Linked DNA regions of Homo sapiens: region 1 is linked to region 2. Evidence: chromatin loops called from intact Hi-C (ENCODE). Cell type or tissue: dorsolateral prefrontal cortex. All regions are shown on one strand.

Region 1 (2,500 bases), 57 kb before region 2:
AGGGTGTTTCCTTGTCTTCGGTGTTGGAAAAAAATGTAATCTCAGTATTATCACCCAGTGCCACCTCCGTGTGCCCATCCCTGAGGTGGACGTCAGACCTTCCCTCTTTGATGTACTCTCAGCTGTTGAGGTAGGAGCCAGGAAGGGCAGGAAGCCAGGAAGCTGGATTCTGGTCCAGCTAGGAGGAGCTGCTGCCCTCTGGACTTGAGTTCCTTCGTGAAGCAGCAAGGGAACACATTGGCAGCCCGGGCATGGTGGCTGAGTATGGTTTCTGGAACCAGACTGCCTGGGTTCAGTCTCCGGCTTTGCCTCATGTTAGCTGTGCAACCTTTGACCTCTCTGTGCCTCTGTTTCCTCATCTGTTAAATGAGAACACAGATACACCCTACTTCACAGGGTTGCTGTGAGGATTGAATGAGTTCATCCACAGGGAGCAACTAGAGCGGCATTGGTCTTTTGTGAGCACGCAGTACTCACTATGTACCCTGAGAAAGGAGCCAGAATCCTAGGGCTTGGAGCCATGCAAAGAGAAGTGGGGAGCGACTTGGCAAGGCGCTTGCAAGGCCCTTGCAGATTTCGCTGTGGCATACCCAGCTGGGGTAACCCCTTTAGTCTGGGGTAACCCCTTTAGTCTGGGGCTCTCTTCAGAGAAGCCGCAGAGTTTCATTCTAATATTTTGGCCCAAGTTCAACAACAAAAGCTCCTCTTCCAGGAAGCCCTCCTGGATGGGTGGACCAGTCTGCTCACTCCCTGCTACGGCTCCCAGCCCCCGCTGCTGATGCCACCCTTTGGCCTCAGACAAAGCGGGCACCAGCAGCGGCAGCAGCCGGGCCGGCTCGGTGGCTTTCATGAAGCTTGAGCTCCCGGGAGTCCAGGCTGGGCTGGTCTGCTTTGAATGCTATTTGCATTGCAATAGGCGAGCCTGGCCTTCAATACAGGCCCCTTCTCTTTTGACAGAACAGTCTCACAATCGCCTATTGACCGGGCACCTGTTCCTGCCCCAGACATTATGCAAATGCCGGCCAGGAGCGAAGCCGCCAGCCCCCCGGGCCATTGTGCATTGAACCCTGATGGCGCCCTGCCAACTCCCAGCCGGCCTTTGTTCCCTGGTTGCACTGCGCCACCCCCACCACTGCCTCCCGCCCGCCCGAGGTGCCCCGCCGAGGAGCTGCCCGCTGACAGCTACTTGGGTCCTTGCACCTGAAGAAAGGCCCTGTGGGCTGGAGGCTGAGCCCATGCTGAGGTTGGGCTTGGGCCTCCCAGGAGGCAGCTGGGCCCTTCATGTCCCCGGGGACCGCTGAGAGGGGCCTGGCAGGCGGAGGAGGGGGCAACCCGGACCATGCCATCTGGGGGAGGGGAGATTATAATAATCACTCTCACACATCTGCTGAGGGCCTTCCAGCCTGCAAAACCCTCTCGTGGCCGTTCTCCCTGCGAGGCACACCTGCCTCTCGAGGAGGTGGGCTGGGCATGGAGATTGTGTGCCTTTCACACAGGAGGGGACTTCGGTGCCCTGGGAAGGAGCTGGCTGATGTGGGGAAGAGAGTCAGGGCAGGGTGGGGGCTCACACCTGGGGCTGCCGGTGTCTCCGTCTCCCAGCCTTTGGACACTGTCCCTCCTAGTGGCTGTGACTCCTCTGAGCCACCATTGAATGCCCTGCACAGCATGGCTCCAGCCCTCTTCTCGTCCTAGTTTCTTCATCCTCCTCCTACTCTTGGCTTCACCGTCATTCAGACCAGATGGGGTTTCAAGGTGTGGTCCCAGGACCAGCAGCATCAGCATCACCCAGCACCATTTGGGGATGCCTGTCCCTGGGCCCCAGCACAGACCTGTTGAATCAGGAGCATGGGGTGGGCCCAGCTCTTTGAGCTTGGATGCACCTCCAGGTGTTCTGATGTGTGAGCAAGTGTGAGTATCCCCGACCTGGACCCTCTTCTCCATGCAAGCCTTGGTTGATGCGGTCACCCCCTACCCCTCTGCTTGCTTCTCTTCTCCTGACCACCCTTCCCACCCTCCTTCGGCTGGGCTTGTGAACATGACTGAGCCCCTGGCTGGTCCCAGGCTTAGGGCACTCCCATGAATGAGGCACATTTTGAAGAAACTCAGTCTAGTGAGGGCACAGCCAGCGCTGCCATTCTGTTCTTTCAAAGCAGAGGCTGCTGCTTTGATAGAGGGAAGTGAGGAGCGGGAGCAGGGGTGGATAGTGCACAGAGAAGGGGCACCCCACAGCCTGGGGGAATCCAGGGAGAATTCCTGGGAGAGATGGTGCCGTCACTGTACCTTCAAGGAGGAGTACGAGTATACATTAATGAATAACTCAAATAATTTTCAAATAAAAGACTATATATAGTGTGCAGCAACTGTGGGCCCAAGACCTCAGGGGAGGCCCCTGCTATGTGTGTGTGCTGCAGGTAAGTCCAGCTGCAGCGGTGGAGGAGAAAGGAGGAGAAAAAGTGATGCTGAGGCCACTAGCATGGCCCGGATGTCTTTTCACAATTTG
Region 2 (2,500 bases):
CAGTCACCATATATTGTACAGTTTCATTTATGTGAAGTGGCCGGAATAGGCAAATCTATAGAGAAATAGATTGGTGGTTGCTCAGGGCCAGGGGCAGAGGAAGGGGTGGTGAGGAGATGGACAGTGACTGCTAATAGGCATGGGGTTTCCTTTGCGGTGACAAAAGTGTTCTAAAATTGAACTGTGGTGAATGTCATGCCGCTGTGTGAATGTGCTAAGCAACATTGAATTGGACACTAAATGAGTGAGCTCTATGGCATGTGAATTACACCTCAATCAAACTACTGTGAAAGAAGTGGCAGGTCCTGGGGAGGGGCATCTCCTTTAGATGGGCCAAGTGCTCCTGGACCACCAAAGTCCCTACCTGGCTTTTCACCTGCTAAAGTTACCTGCCTGGTCCTTGTCAATGCCTGAGTTTGCAAACCTGGGATTAGAGGCTCACTGAGGACACTTCTTGGTCCTCTTTCCCAAAGATCTATGAAAGCCATTTTCTTTCCTCCTAAGAACAATCACCCTTGCTGCTGCTCACCTGCTATGCAAACTTGGATCCTTCCCTTCTCAGGGTCTCAGTTTCCCCAAGGGTGCAGGGAAGTTCTTGGACTGCCTGTCACTTAAAGCCCTTATAACCCTGGCCTTCTCTTTGGTTTGAGCCCAAGAGCTCCTGGCCCCCACTACCCCTTTTCCACCCTGTCTTTGCTAACTAAAAGCCTCCGCGGGCTTTGGTGGGTACTGTGGGGTGGGAGGGGCCTGGGGTTGGGGGTCAGCATGCATGTCACCTGCCTGAGAGGCCAGCTAGGTGACTGAGGGCATTCTGAGGGCACTATCCCACTTGGCCAGGTCCCATTCAGAGCAGAGCACTCCTTGGGAGCCAACCAGTTTCTCCCTGGCTACAGGGCCAAGCTGGCCCCACTCCATGAGCCGGGCCTTGTCACAAGATAGGGCACAGCTGTGAGGCCACTGGTGCAGCCAGCTGGGCTTCTTGGAGCAGAGCAGAGAGGCACCAGAGAGCTGAACCCTCCCCAGCAGGGAAGAGGACAGGGAAGGCAGCATCCTGCTCCCCACTGTGTTTCAAAGGACTTGAAAAGCCAAGTTGTGGGTGAATGGGAGGGAGCAAAGTAAAGCCACTCCATGAGCAAAGCTCTTACTGTGTGCAGCACTGTTCAAAGTACTTTCCTCCTCTGTCCTAACCTCAAGAGGAAAGTGCAGTTATGATTGTTGCTTTTCTTATGATCCCTGCCTCACAGGGTAGAACACAGAGGGGCATAGTAGTTGGGGATCTTTCCCAGGCTTCTCTCCAGGAAAGTGGCAGCGCTTGGATCTAGAGTCCACACTCCCTACCGCCCCACGGACTGAGGATTTTATTCAAACTTTCCCACTCACTTCTCCCCATCCCCTGCATTCAGAGGCTGGAGTGGCCAGGGATGGGTTTGTTTTCCAGTGGATCCATCTGGGGGAGATTCTTGAGGGAAGGAGATGGTCAGAGGGCTTGGTTTCCTGCTGAGACCAAGACCCCTTCAACTGAACACACTGTTGGCAAGCCCACCCTTGCGGGGTGACGCAGACGCTGCACCCAGGCAGTCTCAACTGTGCCATTTACTGTCTGAGGAACCTTGGGCAGGCTGCTTCACCCTTCTGACCCTGACCTTTCTTGTTGTAGTGATGCTTATCCATGGAGCAGTGAGGGTTAAATGCAATAATGTTTGCAAACCAAGTTCCCTGCAGCCCCTGGTAGTCAGAAAGCCCTTAACGCAGACAACAATCATAACAATGGCTATGGCTAGCATTTTACATGATGGTAAAATGCACAGGGAGCTGTCACTAAGACTGTGCTCCTGGTAGCACAAGACTGAAGAGACCCAGTCTTTGTCTTCACTGAGGAGTGGAAGGAATGAGCCCCTGTGGGCTGGCCCGCCGCTAGTTCAGCTGGAACATGGAATTCACCTGCCTGCCTCATCTCCCACTGCACCTTGGCTTCCTCTGCGCTGGTGTGTTCCCGCCCTGCACATGTGTTCCTGCCTCCCCACCTGTGTTTATGCTATTTTCCTTCCCCTCCCCTGGAGGGTCTTCCCTTCCTCACACTCCTAATGAGACACTTGTCTACAGCATCAGCAGTTGGGCTGATGGGCTCCACTGCACCATGGTTCGTAGCCTGTGTGTGTGTGTGTGTGTGTGTGTGTGTGTGTGTGTGTGTGTAAATGAGAGGGAATACTTGTCTGGGGGTAAATGAGAGGGAATACTATGGGCTGGAGGATCGAGTTGATTTAGGAGTAAACAAAGTCTCGCAAGGCATTCTCTAGGCCACAAACCCAGATGCCTAGAGGGGTCAAGCAGAGTTTTGCTATTAGCAAGGCAGGGAGGATAAGACACACAATAGGGAGTAGAGGGGCCTGTGGCAAAATAGAGGGCACAGACCCTGCCTAAAAGAGCAACTGCCACTATTTCCAGTTGATCCCCTGTGAGAAAGTGCCTCCAGAAAGGCTTGATATTTTAAATTTTCAGG

The links. Hi-C counts contacts between places; a loop is a spot of excess contacts. Peaks named below come from ENCODE experiments on the same cell type or tissue, not always from the same donor. Only the 100,000 strongest peaks of a DNase experiment are listed, where the experiment ranks them.
Region 1: it touches region 2 in a loop (6-fold over the local background); 8 of 110 quality-filtered maps call a loop at or near these places.

What each region holds. Positions count from the first base shown.
Region 1 is chr10:78,912,398-78,914,897 of GRCh38, reverse strand. No RefSeq gene overlaps it. Among named protein-coding and RNA genes, the nearest start is that of ZMIZ1-AS1, 150 kb to the left of the region's middle. RefSeq lists enhancers at 595-1,115, 1,116-1,635. In dorsolateral prefrontal cortex, a CTCF peak has its summit at 997; DNase peaks (open chromatin) are centred at 197, 977 and 1,825; H3K4me3 peaks cover 286 bases; H3K27ac peaks cover 1,534 bases.
Region 2 is chr10:78,855,079-78,857,578 of GRCh38, reverse strand. No RefSeq gene overlaps it. Among named protein-coding and RNA genes, the nearest start is that of ZMIZ1-AS1, 210 kb to the left of the region's middle. In dorsolateral prefrontal cortex, no CTCF peak of the experiment used is centred here; a DNase peak (open chromatin) is centred at 948.